Linked DNA regions of Homo sapiens: region 2 is linked to region 1. Evidence: chromatin loops called from intact Hi-C (ENCODE). Cell type or tissue: endothelial cell of umbilical vein. All regions are shown on one strand.

Region 1 (8,000 bases):
TTAATTAACTTTGCAATTAAATAAGTAAGTAAATAAAAGGCATAATATTGTTGTATTACCTGTTAGGATTTGCTTTAAAGTGTATATTATGCCCAGTGCCACTCATAAGATGAATTACCCTTGGACGCAGCCCTATTTCCCTCCACTTTAAGTAATTGACCTGCACAGGCAGATTTAAGCAATGGAGGCACTTGGCGCACTTCTTTCTTTCCAAAGCTTGCAGGGTCACATGTATAATTTCCAGTATTTGTCCTTAATACACCAAGAACAGACATCAGAAGAGGAGCGGCTTTTGAAACCAAAGGTAGTGGGTAGCCTGAAACCAAAGGTAGTGGGTATCCTAAAACCAAAGTCTATATCACCCTCCCTTTCACAAGTACAAGAATGATGAGAACACATGCACTAGTAATGTACTTTGGGAACTTAAGTAGAGTTATACTCAGAACACACAAGATGTTGTGCAGAAATGTTATATTTTGATTTAGAGATGTGCATTACAGTTCCTAATTGATATTTAACTAGAAAAAAGCTAAACAATTAGTTTCTCTGACTTAACCTTTTCATTCAATAGATAATACATTTGGGAAAGTCTTAGGAGGAATCTTTTTGTAATGTGACATCATCTCATTTGTTTCATAAATTCTGGCTTTCACACATTGGGTTCAAGCCCTTATCACTCAACTAAAGCACTGCCACAGATTTCTGTGTCATCATTTCACTGGATGAAGTGTTTATTGAGTTCTCACTCTGTGCCCAACCCAAGGCATATGTTGTTCCTGTGTTTCCTGAATTATGAAAAAGAATGACAAAGCTGTCACTTCCTGCCAAGACCATCCATGTGACTCATGATAAATCAGCACATACTTATTCTTTGTGTATTGCATATGGAAGATATAAAGCACAATATAATATGAGGTGCCCACCATCAGATAGAGGATTCAACTTAAAGACTCTCATGGGTGAAGTAGATGTCAATATTTGTGAAAAGTCTGCTGACTATAGTTTTAAAAAGCCAATGCTTGGGACCCATGGCCTGGTCAGTTACTGATATACCAAAAGAAGCAGAATATTTCAAATAGGTCTGGCCCAAGAAACCTGAGGCTGAAATTAGCCGTGGAAGTTCTTTTAGGGGGATTACAGACAGGAATCCTCCTACTCCATTCCACTTCATGCTCTCATTTTGTGATATTCTTAAATTTGAGTGAGTAAAACTTAACAAGCAAGTTGTTTATAGTAACATGAGTATTTAAATTGGTGTCATCTTTTCATTTGTTGTAAGTGATGCTCCGTCATGTTTTGTTTGACTCAACCACATATGTTAAAAGTTCTGTACCTATTTAAAGAAAAATTTTAATGAACTTGAAATAATATTTCTGAGAAATTTTATGTCACTCCTTAAGATGAACTGGAGACATTCTGAAATACAAAACTCAGTGAACTAAAGTATAAACGTACTGTATGGGTGCCATGTTATGTAAATTGTATTGATGTTGCTGATTGGGTTTGGACTTTAAATGGCTTGCTTTGATTTCTGTCCCATGTTTTCCCTCAAGTAACACTTTTAAAAAGAAGCTGTTATCAAGTTTGCTTTTAGAGAGAGAGAATTCTAATCAATTTAGGGAATGAGTTAGAACTGTCAGAAGTTGACTTGGGAACATCTTGTATCATCAGTCCTTTCCCCTTTGAAAATATATAAACATTTAGATACTGTGAGTCTCAAAACAAGTACTTTAACCATGAGGGCCAACACAAAATGTTCACCTTGCTGGTCACCCCAGAAATTCCACAGACTTTGACCTTTTTCAAAGTACAGACATGTTTGACAGACATGTTTCCTCAAATCCAGACATGTTTAAAAGGTGGTGAGGGCATGTTTCCTTGCTAGCGTGTTATGGGAGAAGGTGAGATGAGGGAAGAAAGAAAAATTAAGTATCCTATTTTGCATTTTTTGGCATGTCAAAGTTAGGAGTATCTGCACCACAGTGTTGGGCCTTTCCTTTTTCATGCGTACCTCCAAGGAATGATGCTTCCTGGCAAGTAAAAATTGGATGTCTGTGACCCAGAGCCTGAGCATTGTGTGAAATGGGCAGAGGGCCCAGATTGTGGCTTTTTTAATCCTGTCCATGCTCCCTCAAAAGGCAGCTGCTTCCTTTGTGCTGTGGACATTGGACATACTTGTTAGATCATGATCTAAAGAAGGAAATTGTAGATAATAATTAACGTGTCTTCCATTCTTTCATGACAAATAATGATAAAAATAACTGATAATGTTAATTATCATATAATATGTTATGACATGTTTAGGACTATAGACTTTTAATTTTTTTAATTTTCAAACATATATAAAAGTAGAATGAACCTCATGCAGTTTAATTGTTGAAGTGACCTGGCTGCAGCAGTTAACAACTAACTCATAGCCAGTCTTTCTTCATCCATATCCCCACCCACTCTGTACTCTTATAGTTTCTATCACTGTAGATGCATTTTGCCTGTTCCTGAACTTTATATGAATAGAATTGGGCCAGGCGCGGTGGCTGACACCTGTAATCCCAGCACTTTGGGAGGCCAAGGTGTGTGGATCTCCTGAGGTCAGGAGTTCGAGGCCAGCCTGGTGAACATGGTGAAACCCCATCTCTACTAAAAATACAAAAATTAGCCGGGCTTGGAAGCACATGCCCATAGTCCCAGCTACTCAGGAGGCTGAGGCAGGAGAATCACTTGAACCTGGGAAGCGGAGGTTGCAGTGAGCCAAGATCACGCCACTGCACTCCAGCCTGGCGACAGAGTGAGATTTCGTCTCGAATGAACGAATGGAATTGACAGTGCATGCTCTTCTATAACTGGCTTTTTTGTTCAATATAATATCTGAGAGATTCACCTGTATTGTATGAGCAGTTCATTCCTTCCTGCTTTTCCACCACTGTATCCTCCAGTTCTGGTTTATCAGCTCCTCTTTTGACCAATTTCTGAGCGCAGTCCTGAGCTCATCCCCTTCTGCCCTCTCAGTTACCCTCTTTGCACATCTTCACTCTCCCTAGTTTCTCAACTCTCCTCCTCTGTTTCTGGAAATGCTCCAGTGCCAACCATCTCTGAAACAACCCTCCTGCCCCTGAAAGTTTCGATACAATTCCTTGTCTTGACTACACTGCCAAATTTTTCTAAATATTCCTCTGTAGTCACTGCCTGGTCCCTGAATTAATAGTTCTGTGTTCAGCCCCTTATCATTTGACCTCCATTCCCTTCAAGCTGTGGAAACTACTCAGCAGTCCCCAGTAACTCCCAGTCATCTGTGAGCTGTTCTTGCCCTCTACTTCCTTTTACCCCGTAAAGTGACTAATAACTCCTCCCCCTGGTTTTGTGAATAACAATTACTAGGTGTTTTTCTTTTCTTAATCATAAAAGTATCATATGTGGTTAAAGAGCATAGAATCAGGAGCCAGGCTGCCAGGATTAGAGTGCTGACTCCTCCATTAACCTTCTTTCTGACCTTGGCCGTGTTCTAAGTGGCTGCCTCCCTCAGTTCCCTTAATTCTAAACTAGGAAGAACAATGGGAATAACCTCATAGCATTGTTTTGAAAATTAAGTTAATATCTGTAAAGCCCTTAGAACAATGCTTGGCAAGTGTAAGTGGTATATAAATATTAACTCTTAATTCCAAAAAATGAAAAACTCACAACTACCAGAGTACATAGAAAACAACACTAAAAATCCCCTAAAATTCATACAACCTGGCAATAGCTACATCTTGAAGTACATTCTTCTGTTTTCTTGGTATAATATGTTTTTAACTAAACGTATTTATACAGCATTAACTTACCCTTCCTCCCTAACACTCCCTCTGTTTCCCTACCTTTTGTGAGGATGTTGCCCTGTCCAGGGTGGCTTCCCTCAGCCTGTCTCTGCTCCTTTGAAACTGCCCTACTATCCCCATCCAAGTGAGAAAGGCTCAAAGCCATCCTCTGCACTTTTCTTCATGCACCCCTTGGAAATCAACAGCCATTTCTGGGCTGTCACTCCCATTCAGCCCCAAGAATGGAGTCTTATTCATTCTTACATTTTCACAGCTCTCACATCCAGCTTTTAAAAAATTTTTTGCATTGTAATTGCTTCCATCTGTTTGAAATCTCATGCACTAACTCCTAATAATAATGATGTTTGATAGATAGATGAACACTGGGTGGTTTCTATGTGCTGCCTCTTTATTATTTAATCATTACAGTCCTGTGAGATAGGCACTCTTGTTATCCTGTTTTACAGATAGAGAATCTGAGGGCTCAGGGAGAGTGATTTGTTCAATATTATACAACATTAAGTGGCAGAATCCCAATTGAACCCAGTTTCATCTGACCCCAAGCCCTGACCATGTTGCCTGCTCCTGAACCTTGTATGGAAATAGTCTACTTTGTCTTTCACTGTCTCCCATTTCTGTTCCACCCTGCATAGGAGGTTGCTCAATCATTTTCCCCACAGTGTTCCCTTATGCCTGCTTTTTCTGCTCAGAAACCTTTGGTGGCTCCCATTCCACATGAGAAAGTTAACTTTAATCTGCTGTCTACCACTCCCCTCAGTAACTGTTTTGAAATTCTCCCCACCCCCACCTGTCAAGTTCCTACCCTTCAAGGATTGACTCATTTAAGACCTCTCTCCTCCATCTGTCTTCTGGCTACTCAAGTCCTCACTGACCATCCTTTCTCTAAGCACCTACTGCTTGCCTTTGGCATGTTTTACTGACCCACTTACATTCCTTATTTATGTGCAGGACTCAGTCCATCGTGCTGGAGTTGTAAGCCCTTTAACCACCAGCCCAGTCGCCCACATTCATTGTTTGTTGGTGAAGCCCAGCCCCAGCTGGCGACTGCAAATGTCAGCGAGCTGTACACACTCTTCTCTGTCCTTTCTCAGCCTTTTTCTCTCCTGAATCCATTTCTCCTGCCCCTTCAAGAAGCTGACACAACTCAACACAGAGGAATGGCTCCCTAGGAATTTAATTTCTCTTCTCCTAAAATGGATGCAGCACCATGTGCCAGTTGCCTCATTTTCAACCCTCCCATCAGGTGTTTGGGCTTTTCGGTTTCTTTTTTTTTAAGTGCATTCTAAGGAAGTGGGTGAGCTCCTATTTGCTTAGCAATATTAGAAAGCATGCCCTCTTCTTAATGTGGGTCAGATGCTAGGGCTTTAAGACTAGAATCATAAATATCTCTGTTGTTCTTTCTGTGTTCTTCTGCTTTGTCAGCCCACCAAGAACTGGGGGTAGATTAGCTACATTGTGGGCAATATCCAGGGTAAAGGATTCCATTTCAGACAACCTCCAGCCCTGCTCAGCCAGGGGAGCAGAGAGCAGGAATGCTGATGGGAAGGAATCCCAGTTGGTCACGTAGGGAATTACAAGTTGTCTGGGTTTAGGTATCAAAAGGGCCACAGACCACTTCATCACAGATAAGAGGTAGAGCCCTCAACCAGGGAATTTGGAATATTCTGCCTCTTTTCTTAGGCAGATTGATATTATGTCCCTTGCCAGGAATAACCTTCTTAAGATGTAGGGTCTGTCTGTGTATCCCCCATTCTCAGCTTAGTCCTAGGATAATGCTAAGAATATGGATCAATCTTGGCTTAAATAGACTGATGCTAATTTACTTGATAGCTGGATCATCCTTCTGTTGAAAAGCTCTATCTAGAAATTACCTCCTTCTAGTGGGGTGGTCCTTAAGCTTTAGGGAGCATCAAAATCATTCATAAGGATTGTTAAAACAGACTGCCAGGCCCACTCCCAGAGTTTCTGATTCAGTAGATCTGGGATGAGTTTTGTGGATTTGCATTTCTAAGGGGCTCCCAGGCGATGCTCATGCTGCTGGCTGGTGTGACCACGCGTTTAGAACCATAGCTGTAGCGGACTTCCTTGCTGGAGTCACTCCACTCTGGGGCTCCTTCCTTCACACATGCTTAGCACCTTGGAGTACTGTGAACCTGTGTCCTGGATATATTCTTAAGTTGTTTGGAAATATTCTCTCACTTCATATAGTATTGTTTGCTCCTAAAAGCAGTGAGTTCTTTTAGGGCAGGAATTTTTTTCTTCTGCTTCCCTGATCATTCCCACTTCCTCTCTGCAGGCTCAGAAGCTTTCTGAGGGATGCAGGAGGCCTGCAGTGTGGAGTGATGGCTAGGAGCACCAGGCTTCATGTCAGCCCTGGAGCTTATTAACTAGGTATCTCTGAGAGCTTCACTTGGAAAATGGGTTAATAAAACTAACTTTACCATGGTCTTAAGAATATATTATTAATCAAAATAAAGACAAGGTTCAGAGCAATGTGTATAATATGCTCCCATTTCTATTTTTAAAGACAGATATAAGCATAATCATGTCTATATATGCATGGGATGTCAGAAGGAAACAGGAAAAGCTGATAACAGTTGTTGCCTGGGAAAGCCAGGAGTACCAGGAGACCTAGTTTTTGTCGTATAACCTTTTAGACTGTTTAAATTATTTGCTCATGTATATATTCTTTTAGAATTTGAAAACTAGTTAATGAATAATAGTAATGCCTTTATCAGGGATGTTGTGAAGAGTAAATAAAATAATTTTATCTAAAGCCCTTAACACAGTGCCTGGCACAGAAAAAGCACTCTAAATGTTAGCTTTTGTTTTCAATATTAAATAATTGCTGAATTTATCCATTCATCTATTCATTTATGGATAAGCACATGAGATATCTGGCTCTCCTAAGCCAGCCATGCAGATATCAGCAAATCTTTTGTCAGCCGTCTTGCTATACTAGTTAGAGAGTAAAACTTGTTTGTAAACGTCATTCTTAGTGTTGACTGTAAACACATGTCTGTGTGTTACTGGATTCTGGTCCAGCAGAGCACAGAAGGGGCTAAGTTCCACTCCTTCATGGGTCCCCATCCGAGGGCTACTCCCCATGGGCCCGCCTTCACCAGCTGAAAACTTATTTGGGGCACAGGATGAGTGTGCATGGTCCCTTGGAATCTTGGTGCCACACAAGTGGCCATCTCATGCTGGAGGTGAAAGTTCAGAGCACCAGCAACTGGCCCTAATCAAATGCATGGAAACATCAGAAGCTCCACCCAGGCTTCTCAGAGCTGTGCAGGCCACCAAGCAAGTGAGCATCTGTGGGCTCAGAACAGTCAGTATTTCACGGGATACTTGTAGGAAGGAGCAGCAAGGTGTATCCTGTTTCTAAGAAAACAAACACTGGGCACGCAAACACCCAGGGTGCGAGACTCAGGCTGGCTGATGTGTTGGTTGCTACATCGCATGTCTTAATCTAATCCAGTTTTAATTGAGGCCTCATTCTCCACATTAGTCAATATGAGAGAAGATGGCATGGGATAACTCAGCTGTCTGCTTAGGGCATGGCTTTAAAGTCAGATATCTGGGTTGAAATCCTCTTTCTGCCATGTAATAGCTGTATGATCTTGGGCAAATTATGCAACTGTCCTGAGCTTTTGATCTCAGTAGGTATGATAAACCCAACCTCCTATAGTTGCAGAAAATATCAAATGAATTAGTATCTGCACAGAGTACTTGACACAGTAGCTGGCATATAGTAATGAATAAGTGTAGTTGCTATATTATTACCAAGCCAACAGTGGGAAGACAATATTTATACACAGTAGGCACTAAATAACATACAATTAACCATTGAAATAAATGGTGTTATAGACCTTTTTGAAAGCTTGACGGTGGCTATAAATCTTGTCCTTCGGAAAACAAAAAAAAGCAAAACATAAGCACACACACCAGATTTTGCATACAGTTTTAGGGCATTAGTGCACAACTCCCCATGCCCACCTTTTGCATTCATGACCCACCCTCAGGAATCCTTGAACCCATAAGATGTAAGCATGTAGCAGGAATTCATGAAGGGAATTAATTACTATAAACAAAATTAATTAGGGAGACAGACCGTCCTTGGAAGAGGTGATGTGAACTAGGGCCTACAAAAGGAGAATTTAAATAGGTCAAGAGAAGAAGACAGAG
Region 2 (8,000 bases), 460 kb after region 1:
CTGCCTCCCAGGCTGAAGCAGTCCTCCCACCTCAGCCTCCTGAGTAGCTGGGACTATAGGCACACACCACCACACCTGGCTAATTTTTTGTAGAGATTGGGTTTTGCCATGTTGCCCAGGCTGGTCTCAATGTACTGAGCTCAAGTGATCCACTGGCCTTGGCCTCCCACAGTGCTGGGATTACAGGCATGAGCCACTCTGACTAGCCTGCCAGTGTTTCCAAATGTTATTTAATTTAATGTTCTCAACGAATGGCCAGAGGAAGATATTAATAGGATCTTTTTTAAGGAAAAAGAAACTGAATCCTCCTGGTTAAGGGTTTGCTGGAAACCACATAGCCAGGGTCTGAGAAAGGTGGATTCTTTTTATTTATTTATTTTTGAGACAGAGTTTTGCTCTGTCGCCCAGGCTGGGGTGCAATGGTGCGATCTCGGCTCACTGCAACCTCCGCCTCGCCGGTTCAAATGATTCTCCTGCCTCATCCTCCCTAGTAGCTGGGATTACAGGCGTGTGCCACCATGCCCAACTAATTTTTTGTATTTTTAGTAGAGACAGGGTTTCACCATGTTGGCCAGACTACTCTCAAACTCCTCACCTCAGGTGATCTGCCCGCCTCAGCCCCGCAAAGTACTGGGATTACAGGTGTGAGCTACCGCATCCAGCCAGAAAGGTAGATTCTAATCTGATCTGTGTCTTCTAATGCCCACTGTTCTCCCATTGCTTAATATCACCGTATGTTAGGCTGTTCTTGCATTGCTATAAAGAAATATCTAACCATCCTTTTCTTGGGGTTGCACTACTGTCTAATGAGTGCATAATGAGGGCAGTATTGCTAACGCCTATACAATGCACCTGCATCAACTAGAACTTTGCTTTACCTTGGTACAATTTTTGGAAAAATGAAAAACCTCTTTTCCATGAAATTGAAAAAAAATGTTTTTGAAAAGGAAGAAAAAAAAGAAATACCTGAGGCTGGGTAATTTATAAAGAAAGGAGGTTTAATTGGCTCACAGTTCTGCAGGCTATACATGAAGCATGGCACTGGTAGCTGCTTTGCTTCTGGTGAAGCTTTGGGCTGCTTACAATCATGGTGGACGGTGAAGCAGGAGCAGGCATCTCACACAGGGAGAGCAGAAGCAAGAGAGAGAGAAGGGAAAGGTGCTACACACTTTTAAACAACCAGCTCTCTTGAGAACTCACTTACTACAAAAGAGATGGTGCTAAGTCATTCCTGAGAGATCTGCCCCTGTGATCCAGTCACCTGTCACCAGGCCCAACCTCCATCCAATACTGAGGATTACAATTCAATATAAGATTAGATGGGGACAACGTTCAGACTATATTACACCACTACATGTTCTAGCGTAAATACATATTTTACTAATGTTAAATCAAATGTATAATAGATCATTGGTTTGGACTGAGCTCCTGTACTAGGCCCAACAGACAAAACCAAACTGGAGTCAGTCATGCTGAAGTTCCACACTAACCTGCTGAAACTAAGATCTTTATCTGACCTTTCAACAAATCAGGACACAGAGATAACAGCCAAATCCCTAAACAGGCCAGTTTTCGCCAGCGTGATAAGAAAGTTCCTTAAATCAACCTCCTCTGCTCAGCTCATCAGAACACTCACTCTGTTTTATAGTATGAGGTGTTGTCCGATTCTAGAATTGCAAATAAAAGACAATTAAAATTTTTTAAAAATATTTTTAAAATTCTTTATTCTTTTTAATAGTGATAGGGTCTCACTATATTGCCCAGGCTGGCCTTGAATTCCCAAGCTCAAGCAATCCTCCCACCTCAGCCTCCCAAAGTTTTGGGATTACAGGCATGAGCCAAAGCACCTGACCTCAATTAAGATCTTTTTTTTTTTTTGAGATGGAGTCTCGCTCTGTTGCCCAGGCTGGAGTGCAATGGTGCAATTTTGGCCTACTGCAACCTCCGCCTCCTAGGTTCAAGCAATTCTCTTGTCTCAGCCTCCTGAGTAGCTGGGATTACAGGCACGTGCCACCATTCCCAGCTAATTTTTGTATTTTTAGTAGAGAAGGGGTTTCAGCATGTTGGCCAGGCTGGTCTCGAACTCCTGACCTCAGGTGATCCACCTACCTTGGCCTCCCAAAGTGCTGGAATTACAGGCTTGAGCCACAGCACCCGGCCCCACATAAGATCTTTGAACTAAATTTGTTGTGATTTTGTCTTTTGACACTAAACATGATACCCAGTCTAGAAGTCATAAAGAAAAATGGCAACAGATTGACTGCATACAATTTTAAAACTTTTGTTTGGCAAAAGAAAACATGAAGATAAAAAAATAACACACAGGCTGGGAAAACGTATTTAGAACATATATAACAGAAAAGATTTATATTAAGCACTCCTGCAAATGACTAAGACTATAACCAACAACTCAGTAGAAAAATGACCAAATAATATAACAAAGGTGAACCAAAAAATAAGAAATACAAAAAAGCAATAAACAAATAAAATATTCAACCTCATCTTCTAAAAAAATGCAAACAAGATACCCATCAGGTTGGCAAACATTTTACGTACTAATAATATTGGCAAACTCTTTTTAGAGAAATAATTGGTAATACTTACCAAAATCTAATTTTTTTTTTTTGAGACAGGGTCTTGGTATGTTGTGAAGCTGGTGTTGGACTCCTGGGCTCAAGCAGTCCTCCTACTTCAGCTTCCCAAGTAGCTGGGATCACAGGAGCACACCACCACACCTGGCTGCAAAATGTAAATGATTTTATCTTCCTTTCTGTCTCTTGGCCCAGCAATTCCACATTTAGGTATCTGTCCCTGACAACCTAACACACAAAATTCTTATATGTGTATAAACATATGTACAAGAGGAATTATTAAAGGAATAGGTGTACTAGTGAAAAATTGGAAATAACCTAAATGTTCATTAATAGATTAGGTTAATATATTATTGAAATTTATTCTATAGATTATTAGGGCAATTGTTTAAAAGAATAAGGTAAAGCTACATATAATGACATGTGAAGATTTCTGAGACATATTGTTAGGTTAAAAATAGCATGTCATAGGACAATATCATATTTTATCATTTAAATAAAAATACTAGGAAAAACCTCATAATTTGCTGAGAGTCATTACCTTTGATGATGGGGTAGGAGTGGGAAAAAAAGGAGTGAATAGCAACTGTCACTTTTCACTCCATTTACACTGGTATTCCTTTGATTTTTAAAAAGTGTGTTTTCATGAATTACTGTGTAGTTCAGAAATAAAAATGCATTCCCTTTATTTTACTGTTGCATTCTTTCTCTCTTGCTCTCCTCTAATACAATTCTCAGACAGGATGTGAACAGAAAGAAAACAGTAACGTTTATTGACTTCCGTACCTCACACTTGTGTTCCAGTGTTTGGCTATTTATGATTTCCTTCCTGTGCTCTGACAGTCTCTAATTTTAGGTATGCCTTTATGGTTAGAAACAGCATTTTGTTTTGCTTGAATTTTTAAACCAACAATCTCAGGAAAGAGTTATGCTTCTGTAACACTGTTGTTTAGGGTTCCCCCCCAACCCCGTCTCATAAAAGTAGCCCAGAATACTTTTACTACCCCAGACAAAAATGGACCATTTAAGAATAAGTTCCTAATCTGTTGCTAAATGCTAATTATGAGAATTAGATAATAACTTGTATTCCTGAAAATAATCATAATGGGAATGCATCTTCAGGAAATTGATGGGAATTCTGGATCTAAAAGGTGCAGTGTGGTTATCTTAAGTTGAAAAGTGAAATTAGCAAAATGGCTAAGAAAGCCTTAACATAAAACATTAATTGGGGTTTAATGATGTAATCTTAGCAGTAGGAAAGACACATAATAACATTCTGTCAAACCTTTGTTAGACTTTCTTGTAATTTTGTCTTAACTACAGCATCGAAGAAAGTTGTGTACAATTCATTTTATGAATCAGAACCCAATTATGTTATATTGTTTTCATTCTTTTACCCAAGAGAGATTCATAAGTTGTTTTTAATCACTTCTTTTATTTTAAACCAATAGTGTCTGCCAAATGGGTAATATTTCCCATTAAAACATTATCTTCTATAATTGGTATAATTGCTTCATAAAGAGATAAACCACAGCATAATTCCAGAGTCTTTGGGTTTATAAAATCTAATTATGTTCACAACACAGTATTTTATTCTTAGTGATCTTAAAAAGAACATAAACTTGAACAAAGCCCAGACATTTATGGTAAAGTAATTGGGAGAAGCAAGTTAATTATTGTGAATAGAACTGCCTCTATTAGCAGCCTCTGAGAGAAAGCCCTTTTTGCAGTCATTAATCTCAGTATAGGAAGGTTTGGTTTTGGTCCCCTGAGCCTGCGTTGATAGCCTGTGGCTAAAGTGCAGAGTAAGGTTCAGTTCTAAAGCACAGGCTTCTCAAGGTTGGTCCAGCATCCCAGTCTCCTAAGTATAGAAGAGCACAGCTCCTAGCCTCAGCTTTTCATGTTGCTTCAGAGGCAAGGGCGGAGAAGAGAGAGGGAGAAGCAGAGGGCACAGGTATGACCTCCAAGGTCTGTTTCAACAGGAGATTTGCTTTCATCCGTTTTACATTTAAGGATTCTACAACAGATTGCTTTTTTTTTTTTTTGCGATGGAGTCTCGCTCTGTTGCCTAGGCTGGAGTGCAGTGGCACAATCTTGGCTCACTGCAACCTCCACCTCCTGGGTTAGGCACCGCCATGCCCAGATAAGTTTTGTATTTTTAGTCGAGATTGGGTTGCATCATGTTGGCCAGGCTGGTCTCAAACTCCAGACCTCAAGTGATCTGCCCACCTCAGCCTCCCAAAGTGTTGAAATTACAGGCGTGAGCCACTGTGCCTAGCCAACAGATTGCATTTGGAGAAAGAGAATCAATTGCTAAAATTAATTTTTGAAAACTTTTGCTCAATGCCATAGTCATGTGCTGTCTCTATGTCAAAGGGAGAATGACTAAATATAAGAATTAGCCACTCAAGGGAACACACTGGAAGGCCAAACAGCAACCCACATTACCTGAAAACCACACCTTAAAAACTCATAAGCCTCTCTTCAATACTATTTATAACTAAAAAGAAATCCTAATTTTAGTCTGGGTGCAGTGGTTCATGCCTATAATTCCCAGTACTTTGAGAGGCCAAGGTGGAAGGATTGCTTGAGCCCAGGAGTTTGAGTCCAGGCCTGGGCAAAATGATGAGACTCTGTCTCTACAAAAAATTTAAAATATAGCTGGGTATGGTGATGTGCACTTGCTACTCAGGAGGCTGGGATAGGGGAATTGCTTGGGCCTGGGAGGTTGAGGCTGTGGTGAGCTGTGATTGTGCACCAGCCTGGGTGACCTGTTAAAAAAAAAAAAAAAAAAAAGGAAAGAAATTCCAATTAAACACACACACGCACACACACGTACACACCTGCACACGTACCAAGCAAACATCCCTAAACTGTACTTGACTTGCACCTCCTCCTTGGTTTTTATGTAAGAAAAGGGAGGGAGAGGGAGAGAAAGATACTAGAGCAGGAGGAAACGATATTCCTTAGTCAGCATTAGTGTTGTCCAGAACTATGACACTCCATTTTGCTTCAGCATTCCTAAGTATCAACCTGCCTTTCTTTGTATTTCTCTTCCCTTCCTCCCTCTGATTGATACCTTGAGAGGCTTTTTCTCTCTTCTTCCTTCCCCTTTACCCATACCAAGAAGCAGGACATGCCCCTTTAGGAATCAGCGACTTAAAAGATTGTGAGACTCAGAGAAAGAAAGTTAATAATAGACACAAGAGCTAGATAGAAAGATGAATAGGTATGCACTTGTCCTCAGAATCTGCAGAAAATTCTGGCTTAAGAAGGTTAAGATGGGAGGTGGGGAGTGGTCAGGGTGGAAGATAATCAGTGGCAAGTTGTACGGGAGGGAAAGAAGTAAAGACATTAGCCACTCAAGGCTTTCTCTATAGAAGGATTTGTCAGTGGCAAGCTGGCTCTTACCTGAGACTCAGATGAACATCAGTATCACTTCCTGGGAGTGGTCTTTCCTGACCACCCAGTGTAAAGTGGCCACCGATTTGCTATCCACCACATTATCCCATTTTACCTCTCTAGACAGCACTTATTATCTGACATTTTCCTTTATTTTTTTCTGCCTCTCTCCACCCCCTACCTCTGGCCTCTTCCCCTACTAAAATGTAAGCTCCTTGGGGGCAATGACTTGTCCTAATTTACTGTCTGTCTCTTCCCCCTAGGATATAAGCCCCAAGCCTGCAGGGATTGACTGGTTTTGTTAAATCCATATCCTTCAAATGGCCTTGCACATATAACAGTAAGGACATTCAGTAGTTCAATGAATCCTTCTTGAATACAAGAATTATAGAAAGAAACCCTTTCTCCCCCGCGAAGTTTGCATTGTGATAAAGCAGCTTGAATTTTTCCCCTGAGTTGGGACAAAGGCAGGTACATTGCTCCCATTGCAGGTATAGCCTCAATTTCTAGTCCATTGGGACCAACAAGGGCTAATGGCAAAGACAGAATCAGAAGTGTCTCCTTTGTGCTGAATAGTGATGTGGGTTAAGACACCACAGAATGAGAAAGCAGCTTCCTTCCCACTCTAGGGGGCGAAAAGGAGGCACTCGCTGCAGTGGAAACATTTGCAGAAGATCAAACAATGCTGTAATCCTTTAAGCTTGATAAAAGCTTTTTTCATGTGTGATAGATTACAATTATGGTGAAACGTACTATAAAAATATTCTTCACATGTTACCAGACGTCTTCATCAGGTTTGCAAACATCAAAGATTTATCTTAGTCTTTTGTTATTTCAATCTCAAATGCTACCTCCTTCTTGGCTACTTTATGATTCTCCTTTTGCAAAAGAATCAAGCAAAGGCATACGGCAATTTACAAGTCAAGGTATTTAAGATTAGCATTTCATTAGTGATTTAAAATATATTCCTTTCAGAATATGCAAAGTACAAAAAATATATACATATTTTAGGATAAACAGAATAGAGTTTATCTGGGGGATAACTTTTTTTTTTTTTTACACTATGTAAAAGTATCAGGGGATACTTTTTTTTACAGTATGAATAGTAATACCCTTTTGGAGCAAAATGGCCTTAGTAAATGATAAAAAGTAAAATAAAGAGGATTGTCAGTGCAAAAAAAAAAAAAAAGATAAATTTCTGATGAATTACTTACATGCTGGACATTAAGTAGTCTTGAGTGACCATATGATTTATTATCCAAATAAGGGATGCTTCTGAGAGTGAATGAGGGCAGTTATTGGTCATAATTAACAATAGGACAATGGACAGAAACCAGGGCAAACTGGGATATACAGTCAACCTCATTTCAAGGATACTTAATGACCATAAAATTGCTTTTAGATTTTTATCAAAAAAAAAAAAAGTAAAACAAAATAGCCTGCTCATTTGCTAAAGACATAGTAAGCAATGAGTCTTTTTAAAATTAACTGCTTGATTTTTCATAATAAAATTAAATGACTAAATATGAGTATAAATTGACAACTGTTGGAGGAGAAAAAGAAATTCAGTGTGTAATCTACCTATTTTAATGAATGAATGAACGAATATTTATTTATTTTTTAGAGACGGGGTCTTGCTCTGGCACATGATCATTGATCATAGCGCACTGCAGTGTCTAACTCTTGGGCTCAAGTGTTCCTTCCGCCTCAGCCTCCTGAGTAGCTAGGACTATAGGCATGAATTTACATGCCCTACTCTACCCTATTTTAAACTGTTCTGATCATTCAGAAAAGTTGTCCTTGCCCATAAATATTAATCACAATAGTCTGCTGGGTAACATTTCTCAGCTTAAAATATGTATTTCATTTTTAAAGATCAACCACTTTTCCATATTGACATCATTGGTAGATAGATTTAATCTCCTACTCCAGTCCTTATGGATTGTGGCCATAAGGAACACTGCTTGGGAGGCTTCTGAGGGCACTTGTACAGCTCAGTAGAAAGGC

What was found. Peaks named below come from ENCODE experiments on the same cell type or tissue, not always from the same donor. Only the 100,000 strongest peaks of a DNase experiment are listed, where the experiment ranks them.
Region 2: a loop joins it to region 1, with 3 times the contacts of the local background. A loop is called at or near these places in 1 of 110 quality-filtered maps.

The regions. Positions count from the first base shown.
Region 1 is chr1:67,719,209-67,727,208 of GRCh38, reverse strand. The region is part of intron 2 of GNG12 (G protein subunit gamma 12); the gene reads left to right. Among named protein-coding and RNA genes, the nearest start is that of GADD45A, 38 kb to the right of the region's middle. In endothelial cell of umbilical vein, no CTCF peak of the experiment used is centred here; DNase peaks (open chromatin) are centred at 778, 2,088, 3,408 and 7,248; H3K27ac peaks cover 4,948 bases.
Region 2 is chr1:67,260,500-67,268,499 of GRCh38, reverse strand. It overlaps a transcript of IL23R not described here and the pseudogene RNU4ATAC4P. Among named protein-coding and RNA genes, the nearest start is that of IL12RB2, 43 kb to the left of the region's middle. RefSeq lists an enhancer at 3,345-3,444. In endothelial cell of umbilical vein, no CTCF peak of the experiment used is centred here; a DNase peak (open chromatin) is centred at 3,419; H3K27ac peaks cover 1,596 bases.